Linked DNA regions of Homo sapiens: region 2 is linked to region 1. A link is a loop called in an ENCODE intact Hi-C map of the cell type or tissue named here. Cell type or tissue: natural killer cell. All regions are shown on one strand.

The links. Peaks named below come from ENCODE experiments on the same cell type or tissue, not always from the same donor. Only the 100,000 strongest peaks of a DNase experiment are listed, where the experiment ranks them.
Region 2: a loop joins it to region 1, with 8 times the contacts of the local background. A loop is called at or near these places in 1 of 110 quality-filtered maps.

The regions. Positions count from the first base shown.
Region 1 is chr16:29,624,541-29,629,540 of GRCh38, forward strand. It overlaps the pseudogene CA5AP1. Among named protein-coding and RNA genes, the nearest start is that of MIR3680-2, 28 kb to the left of the region's middle. In natural killer cell, no CTCF peak of the experiment used is centred here; DNase peaks (open chromatin) are centred at 2,631 and 3,310; H3K27ac peaks cover 1,024 bases.
Region 2 is chr16:29,113,149-29,118,148 of GRCh38, forward strand. It overlaps the pseudogene RRN3P2. Among named protein-coding and RNA genes, the nearest start is that of LAT, 130 kb to the left of the region's middle. RefSeq lists an enhancer at 1,979-2,527. In natural killer cell, a CTCF peak has its summit at 2,441 (motif pointing right); DNase peaks (open chromatin) are centred at 513, 2,333, 2,493 and 2,803; H3K27ac peaks cover 4,209 bases.

The sequences.
Region 1 (5,000 bases):
TACCGATCAGGGTATCCAGTATCTCCGTGATTACCTTCATCTGTCCCTGGAAACTGTGCCTGCCACCCTACGCTGCAGCCGTCCAGGGACTGGCAGGCCTCGGCCTAAAGGTCTGGAGGGTGGGCGACCTGCAAGACTCACAAGAGGGGAAGCCAACAGACATACCTATAGACGGAGTGCTGTGCCCCTGGTGCCGACAAGAAAGCCAAGGCTCGGGCTGGGTCAGCAACCGAATTCCAGTTTAGAGGCAGATTTGGTCGTGGACATGGCCAGCCACCTCAGTAAAATTAGAGAGGATTATTTTGCATTGAATACACTCACAGCCAAAAAACAAAAAAAAAGAGTCAGGGTCTTACTTTGTCAACTAGGCAGGAGTGCAATGATGCCATCATAGCTCACTGCAGTCTCTAATTCCTGGGCTCAAGCGATCCCCCCGCGTCAGTCTCCCAAGTAGCTAGGACACCATACCAGGGTTTAAAATTAATTGTTTGTAGCCAAGGGGTCTTGCCATCTTGCCCAAGCTGTTCTCCAACTCCTGGGCTCCAGTGATCCTCCTGCCTTGGCCTCTCAAAATATTGGGATTACAGGCATAAGCCACTGTGCCCAGCCAGCTCTTTTGGATATATACCCAGAAGTGTGTGATTGCTGAATCATAGGGTAGTTCTATTTATAACTTTTTATTTTTTTTATTTTTTTGAGGCAGAGTCTCACTCTGTCTTCCAGGCTGGAGTGCCGTGGCATGATCTCGGCTCATGGTGGTTGGGCCTGGCCGCAACACAGCCTTCATCAGCATCCCATGCCAACCAAGCACAACTCTGCACCTGTCCCTGGCCAGCACTGTGGGACAAGAGTCCAGTCCAAAGTGACAGAGTCCCTGTCTGCAAGGAAGATGGCCTCCCTGCTCAGCCACATCACATCACCTTGACTTTGCTGGGCCCTGGCCTTCCAAGGTGGAAGCCGGCAACCTAGATGCCTTGGGCTTGTCTCCTAACATCAAGCAGTGAGGGTCAGGGTCAAGAGAGGTGGCTGAGCTACCAGAAGGAAGCCCAGGAGTGTCCACGCCGGCAGACACATGCATCAGTTCTGTGCACACGTGTTCACGTTTATAATTATCCAGTTAATTAAAAAAAAAAAACAGCATTATAGGCTGGGCGAAGTGGCTCATGCCTGTAATCGCAGCACTTTGGGAGGCCAAGGCAGGCAGATCACCTGAAGTCAGGAGTTCAAGACCAGCCTGACCAACATGGCGAACCCCCGTCTCTACTAAAAATACAAAAATTAGCCAGGCATGGTGGCAGGTGCTTGTCATCCCAGCTACTCGGGAGACTGAGACACAAGAATTGCTTTAGCACAGGAGGCAGAGGTTGCAGTGAGCCAAGATTGCACCATTGCACTCCAGTCTGGGCAACAGAAAGAGACTCGGTCTCAAACAACAACAACAGCAACAAAACCCACAGCATTATTGTGATAGAATTCACATACCATGCAACTCTCCCATCTAAAGTGTACAACCTGGTTGGGCGCGATGGATCATGCCTGTAATCCCAGCACTTTGGGAGGCCGATGTGGGAGGACTGCTTGAGGCCAGGAGTTTGAGACCAGCCTAAGCAACATAACAAGAATCTGACTCTACAAAAAATACAAAAACTAGCCAGGTGCAGTGGTACATGCCTGTGGTCCCAGGTAGTTGGGAGGCTGAGGTGGGAGGATGGCTTGAGCCCCGGAGGTTGAGGCTGCAGTGAGCTGTGATCATACCACTGCACTCTAGCCTGGGTGACAGAGTGAGATCCTTTCTTAAAATAAGTAAATAGGCCGGGCACAGTGGCTCATGCCTGTAATCCCAGCACTTTGGGAGGCCAAGGCGGGTGGATCACCTGAGGTCGGGAGTTCGAGACCAGCCTGACCAACATGGCGAAACCGCGTCTCTACTAAAAATACAAAATTAGCCAGGCGTGGTGGTGCATGCCTGTAATCCCAGCTACTCGGGAGGCTGAGGCAGGAGAATCGCTTGAACCTGGGAGGCAGAGGTTGCAGTGAGCTGAGATCATGCCATTGCACTCCAGCCTGGGCAACAAGAGTGAAACTCCATCTCAAAAAAAAAAAAAAAAACAGAAAAAGTAAATAAAAAATTGAAGTGTACAATTCTATGGTTTTGGGTATATTCACAGTTGTGCAGCCATCCCAAGTCAATTTTAGAACATTTTCAGCACCTCAAGGAGGAAGCTTGGTACTTTTTAGCTCTTCTCCCCACCCCCGCCGTGCTGCTTCTGTCTCTGTGGGTTTCATAGGAACTGAGTCATGTAACATGTGGAACATTTGTGTCTTGCGTCTGTCACTTAGTATGGTGCTTTTGAGGCTCACCCACACCGCAGCGTGAGTTAGAGCTGTGTCCTTTCTGATTGCCAAGTAATATCTCATTGCATGGTCTAGCTGGGTTGACATCCCATTGCACACTCTAGCTGGGCTGTGAAGGAGCAGGCTGCTTGTGCACATGGGTAACGGATGTACAGTGAGACGTCAGTCTGTGCACATGGGTAACAGGTGGGTGCACCGTGAGGTGTTAGTCTATGCACATGGGTAACAGGCGGGTGTGCAGTGAGATGTCAGTCTGGTGCACATGGGTAACAGGCAGGTGTGCAGTGAGGCGTCAGTCTGGTGCACATGGGTAACAAGTGGGTGTGCAGTGAGGCGTCAGTCTGTACACGTGGGTAACAGGTGGGTGTGCAGTGAGGCGTCAGTCTGGTGCACGTGGGTAACAGGCGGGTGTGCAGTGAGATGTCGGTCTATGCACATGGGTAACAGGTCGGTGTGCAGTGAGACGTCGGTCTGTGCACATGGGTAACAGGCGGGTGTGCAGTGAGACGTCCGTCTATGCACATGGGTAACAGGCAGGTGTGCAGTGAGATGTCCTCTCCTCCTGCCGGCCACACGTCCCCGCTCCCAGGGCACAGATGTGCCAGTCACTTTCTGAGCAACTACTTCAAATCTTCAGAACAACCCTTCAAGAAGTATTTCTAGTTTACTGATGAAGATAGACAGACAGATATAAACAACTTGCCCAAAGCCATGTTGCCAGTCAGGGCCACTGAGGCCTGGCCCTTTCCAAGGTGCGGGCTCTTCTCTCCCTCCCCAGGACTGCAGGAATCAGTCGGGGGAGTGGCAGGCCCCAGCCATTCCACTGCGTGCAGGTTTCCTGCCAATTAAGCTTTCCAGCCTTGGGCTGAGAAGAGGATGCCTGTGTGTTGCCTCATCGTCCCCAGGAGTTCCTGTCCTGTCTCTAAGATGCATGAGAGCTGGAGCAGCCATGTGGTTACAGAAAGCTGCTCCCCCTCAGGGCCCCCAAAGGAAGTCAGGGCCCTTCCTTTATGCGTGTGGTGAGCCCCAGGCAGCTAGAATGGGACACCGGTGAGCACACCAATGAGGCTGAAGACCATCACATCCATTATCTGAGCACGGATGGCCCAGCTACCTGTGGAAAGCACCACAAGCCTTTGCTGGCGGAAGTGGGTTGGTGACTTGTTCCACTTTTCTCTTATTTATTTATTTATTTTGAGACGGAGTTTCGCTCTTGTTGCCCAGGCTGGAGTGCAATGGCACGATCTCGGCTCACCACAACCTCCACCTCCCGGGTTCAAGCGATTCTCCTGCCTTAGCCTCCCTAGCAGCTGGGATTACACGCATGCACCATCACGCCTGGCTAATTTTGTATTTTTAATAGAGATGGGGTTTCTCTATGTTGGTCAGGCTCATCTCAAACTCCTGACCTCAGGTGATCCACCCGCCTCAGCCTCCCACAGTGCTGGGATTATAGGCGTGAGCCACCGCTCTGTTCCTGGTTTTGTCTTCTTTCTCTTAAACAGGACCCCGCATTTTATGAGCGTCAAGCCTCACCCAGCCTAACTCCGCCCTTGGTTTGTCCTCTTAGAGTCTCAGTTTCCCCAGGTGTACGACAGGCAGTGTGGTGGCTGTAATGGGCTTCCATCAGTGCCTGCCACATGGGCGTGGGGCTCGGTAGGTGCTGCCGCTGCTGCTGCCAAAGCTAGAAGAGCCCCCACAGGGCATAGAGCCATTCCCTGGATCCCCTGGACCTGGTGGGCTGTTTCCAACTCCACAAGGCAGCCAATTCCCCGGTAGCCCTGACTCTTGCGAAGGCAGGGAGGAGGGGGGACCCCAGCAGCCTGAGGAGCTTGCAGCTTGTCCAGGCATGGAGGGTGGGGACCCTCTGTGGGCAGTTTTTGCCAAAACTTCTGGCTATGGTGAGAGGGTCAAAGGCGAAGCCTCGAGGTCTCCATTCTGGGAGTGTCTGCCCAGGGTCACCGGGGCCACACTGGGGCTGGGCCTGCGTGCTGGGAGCTGAGTGCATAGTGACAGGTCGGCACTGGTAGGGGCCTGTGCAGATGGGACGGCGCTGGGGGTGGGGGTGGGGGTCCGGGCTTCCAGGCGGCGCCTAATGTGGTTTTGGTTATAGACACTGCCTGTGTTTCCCTCTAAGCTGCTGAAAAGCTCAGAAATGTGCAGCAGGGCCTGGAGCTCAGCCTGGGTTCTGACTGCATGTGGGAGGTGGGCGCTGGGACGACTGGGAGTTCAGGCTGCATGGACCCACTTCCTGGGTTTAAAAACGGGCTCTTCACCTGCCACCTGTGTGCCCGGGCAAGGCCTTCTCTGCCTCTCTGAGCTTTGGTTTCCCTGTGTGTGCAAGACAGATGAATCACAGGCCCTGCCCCGTGGAGTGATTGGAAGATTCAGTGTGATAATTTATATGGAGGGCTGTCGCTTCTTTGAACCCTTCCCACCGAGGTGTGGGGCGATGTCCCCTTGCCCTGAGCCTGGGCAGGTGCTCCTGGCGGGAGTGGTGAACAGGATGCCGCAGGAGCAGTGCTTTGTGACTCTGGAAGCCAGGGCAGAAAAGACATCGTGTCCGTCTGGCTCTTTCTGGAAATGCACCCTTGGAGCCCTGAGCACTGCATAGAAGCCAGCTGGGTCCCCAGGGAATGACCGTG
Region 2 (5,000 bases), 510 kb before region 1:
TCTGACTCTGTTCTGTGATGTGTAGTGCACTGCAGTGTTCTGTGATGTGTAGTGTGCTGCAGTGTTCTGTGATGTGTAGTGCATTGCAGATTTCAAGGGCTGCTATAACAAATTACCATCAATGGGATGGCTTACAAATGTAGCCTCTCAGCTGTGGAGGCCAGAGATCCAAAACCAAGATGCAGGCAGGGGCTCGCTCCCTCCAAAGGTTCTACAAGGTGGATCCTTCCTGCCTCTTCCAGCTTCTAGTGGCTCCGGCCCTGCCTCAGCTTGTGGGGCTCCTTCCAGCTGTGCCTTCCTCTTCATGTTGCTGCCACCTCTGTGTGTCTGTGACTGTTTCCCCTTCTCTCCTCTAGTAAGGACTTGTCATTGGATTTAAGGCCCACCCTAATCCAGGTTGATCTCATTGACTAAATTACATCTACACAGACCCAAAGAGTTTCTAAATTACATCTCCACAGTTTCCAAAGAGACCACATGGGTAGGTTCTGGCGGTTAGGATGTGGATATATCACTTTAGGGTGTGGCTATGTCACCAGGCAGCCTGCTACAGAAGAGTGTGAGCCATTTTTTCTCTTGAAGAGCACAAAGAGTAAGAATTGTTTACCTTGAGATGCTGCTGAAGGAGGCATCTTCCCACACACCTGCAGGCCCATTTTGGATGGAAGGAAAGTGAAATTTCTACCAGTGATGAATGACTTCTGTGTCTGCCATTTAAGTCACTTAGATTCTAAAGTTTACTAGATGGGGTTCTTGGGAACTGCTCATTCAGTTAATTATTTTTGGATCTTTGAATTTGCTTGGTTGGTTCCAGTGTTTGCAGTCACAGAGGTAAATATCGGCACATGTGAGAAGGTTATGAGAGCAACACAAAACCAAAGTCACTTTTCATATAATTCCTCTACTTACACAGGGTGTCTATTTGGTAATATTTAATTTGTTTTGTTAACAAGGAGAAGCAGTGTAAATGTGTATGAAAAACTTACAAATAAATTCACTGTAAAATGCCTATTTCCAACCAATGGATAGGATGTGGCTCTTTTAGTAAACACTGCGTTATCATTTCCTAAATAAAACGCAGTTGTGATTTTATCACAGAAGACACATCTATTACACATAGCACAGAAATATATAAAGTGGGCATGGAAGTGGCCCTGCCTTTGTCCTTGTCCCACTGTTGAGAAGAGGGTGGGCCCCCGGTTGAATGTGACTTGCGTAGAGTCGTGTGCGTGGCTCTAGGTTGTTTTATTGGTATATAAGAGTGATTTTTCCCAAAACCCCAGGCAGAATCATTGGTAATTCAGAATTAAAATAATATGGGTGTACTGTTTAAAGAATTTGAGAGCCAAACATTTGATGTTCTCTGGTTGTTGAAAATAGCGGGGTTATCAGTGGCCATTCAGGGATTCAGCCACCTATTGTTGCTTTTCAAGACGATGCATGTTTGTCATGCCATGGACCGTGCCTCCTTTGTAGATAAGCTGATTGAGTGTCATCACGTGGGCTTGGGTCCACCTGATGCCGTGGTTCCTTCCCTCTCTCACACGCGCCTTAAACAGAGAGTAGTCAGTCAGGGAGGGTGAGTTTCAGTTGGTTTCTTTAGCTCCTGTCTATATCAGTGCCCAGTGGTGAATCTTGCCAGGAGAGGTGGTGACCTGAGAAAAGGTGAGTTGTTGGGCAATATGTGGATTTTCCCTCCTGCAGTGCTGTCCCTGCCACTATGTACACCAGGTTTCCATGCCAGCTACATGTTGTAGGATATCACTGCAGTTTTGATATTCTGCAGATTCCCTTGAGATCAGAAAGGAGAGTGGGTGTAAGCAGTGTTGTAGGTCAGCTGCAGTTAGTGGGAAAGCGGTTCCAGCTTCAATGTGGGCCAGGCTCCCGCTCCCCCGTCAGTGTGGGACGGCCTCCCGCTCCCCTGTGCTGCGAGCTCCACGGCCAGCTCTCAGTGGCTGCCACAGTGCCGCCCCTGCTGTCCCGAGCCTACCTCCCCCTTCCTTCTGATGTGTGCACTTTGGACCCCACACTCTTTAGGTCATGGGCAGGAAAGGAGAGAGAAAAGACAAAACACAAATTCTGTGCTATTTTCAGCTGTTGATTCTTAAGGCAGGTGCCAGCCTTCCTGAGTACTAAGCAGGGCTGGTGGGCACTCCCCCAACCTGTCCCTCCCTAGACCCGAAGGAGTGTCCTTCTGTCTGCTGGTGAGACCTGGTGGAGGGTGTCTCTTTTGCACAGTGCAATTCCTGTGTGATTAACACGTTTCCACGTGTGCTCATGGTGGCTCCTGGATGGGACGGCAGCTAGGGAAATGAAGTTCTTCCCTTTCTGGTTTGTGTGTTTTCTGTTTCTTGGGTTTGGAGTCCGGCACGTGACTGCTCACTGTGGTTACTTGGAGTTAGAAATCCGGAGGAGACTCAGCCGGAAAGGTCAGACGTGGAGCCCGGCTTTGCCAACCACTAGGTGGCAAGCTTGCCGCTCAAGAGCCCCACGGGAGCCTCAGGACCAAATCCCAAGTCAGGGCCACAGGGGGTCCCGTCACCTTTTCCGATTAGGCAGCGGGGTGTGAGGTGAATGTGCGTGGCCTGTGGCTTTTATGCTGTTTCGATGTTAGGTGTAATCTGTTTTTATTGTTGAGAAGATTTGACTAGTTTTATATGTAAATTTACTGATTAATAATAACATATTAAAGTACATTTTTAAAATTAAATGGGCTTAACCAAGAATTGCAACTGCACATAGAAGTGAAACCATGACTAAATCATCACATTTGAAACAGGACGTGTGACTCGTGTGTAAAATGTGAACTTGTTACTCACATGTTTCTGGCTCATAGCTCAGAAGCTAGTTCCAGTGTGGGGATTGTTCTGTCTGAATAGATAGAGTTGAGATCAGGAAATAGCTGTTTGGTGTTTCTTGGGGTTGTCTTCTTACAGTTCAGGAGACCCTTCCTAAAGCCGGTCTTTTCTCACTTCCAGTCATTCCTGTATTCCATCAACCAGACAATCTGCTTGCGGTTGGATAGCATTGAAGCCAAATTGCAAGCCCTGGAGGCTACTTGTAAATCCTTAGAAGAAAAGCTGGATCTGGTCACGAACAAGCAGCACAGCCCCATCCAGGTTCCCATGGTTGCCGGCTCCCCTCTCAGGACAACCCAGATGTGCAACAAAGTGCGATGGTAAGAACAGACCAGGGTGCCGGGGCCTTCAGGTCACTTGGGGAGAAGCGCGTCACCTCCTCGCCCAGGCCCGCAGCTTAGTGGCTCAGTTTGCTGGAGATGCGCAGTGTCTGCCTCAGCAGTCTCAGCAGTTTCTAACTAAAGCTGACTTTAGTTAGACCGAAACCGAACACATGGCATCCTGCCAGGATGACCTGAAGTCATCCTCACCTTTCCTTTCCACATAAAGCCGGCCCATACACCTTTTCTTTGGAACTAACCCACCAGATCTTAGAAGATGTACACGTGCTTCTTTCCTTTTTCCTACTCTACCTGGCTAGTCTTTAGATATGTTTTTCTTCGTATGTGGTGTTTATACATTTCACATGAATATATCAAACTTTTCATTCAAATCTGCAGTTTTTATTTTGCTTATTTTTAAAAAGTAGAGTCTAATGAGTCTAATCTTAGAAGGCTGTGTGGTAGTTTGTGAACTGTTTGAGTGGAACCTTTATGATGTCTTAAGAAGTCTCGGACCTGCTTGGTGTCCACTCATCCAAGGCTTCCTGTCAGATATTCCAGCTGACAGCTCGCGCTGAAGCTCAGGCTCTGGTGTTGCTAACCTTCCCCACACCTGGCCAGAAAGAAGTCCTGCTTAAGGCAGTGGACACGGCACAGCTTTGTGCTTGACAAGGGGCCTTTTGACTGAGCGCTGCTCACTTCAGGTTCCCTGGCCTGGCTGTAGCCTTCTGCCCGGTGTGTCTGGGAGGAGAGAGAATGGTGGGACGGCAGTGGGGGGGCCGGGGAGGACATGTGGATGCCGAGGAATGGGAGCCGCAACAAGCCTGGAGGGACTGTTGTGACCTTGCTGCCCGTGTGTGCTGCAGGTGCCACCCTGCCCATGTGTGCTGGTGGCTGGTGCTGGGTTAGGTGCTTTGTGGACCTCGCCAGGGAGTGTGGGAAGTCTGGGGGCAGCTCCACATGATGGCTGCTGTGCTGGCTGAAGCAGTGGTGCCTCTTTGAGCTCTCGGGCATGCCGGAAGTTTTGGAAACGCTACCCGGCCGTCTTCCGAGCTCCGCTGCTGGTGGTGGAGTTGGCATCTCATTTCGCAGGCGGGAGCTGGGGATCGTTCACGTGTTACTCTGAGATGAGGCCTTCGCCCTGCACAAATGCTGTCACTCACATGTTTCCCCCCAGCAGGAGTTTGTTTACCATGTCCTCTGTGCAGGGACGCTGTTGGGCTCCCAGGTCAGGTGTGCAAAGCTGTTGGACCCAATGCCTTTTTTTTAGGATAGTTTTTTGGGGTAATGTCCTCTTACCCTAAAATGCAGTTCTTAGAAAATATAATTTATGTTTCCAAAAAAAAAGAAAATGTAATTTATAACTTATAGTTATTAGACTGCCCTAGCTGTAGAGAATGAATGTGATAGTATTGTGTAATAAGACAACACATTTCAACATGGTGATGGTTAGCCGTGAAAAAGCCGGACGTCCCACCTGGTGTGTTGCGTCCTGGTGACCGGGGGGCGGTCCCTGCAGATGGACCCAGGTGTGACACTGGGAGTTCAGCCCCCAGCTGGTGATGGAATATTACAGAATGGTGAGCAGTTCCTAATGAACTTTCACATAAAGCAAAGTATAATTTTTTCTAGACTTATGTAATAGTTGAATTCATGGAAAATTCAAGTCATAGTAAGACCGTGCAAAAATGTTTTGTGTGTAAACGTTGAATAGAGTAAGATTCTGAGTTCAGAGAGTTAGAAGCATGTTTTCCACTCATGAAGTTCTGGTTCATTGTAAGTTTTGTATGTGGAGAGTTTTTGTTGGGTGAGACTGTCTCGC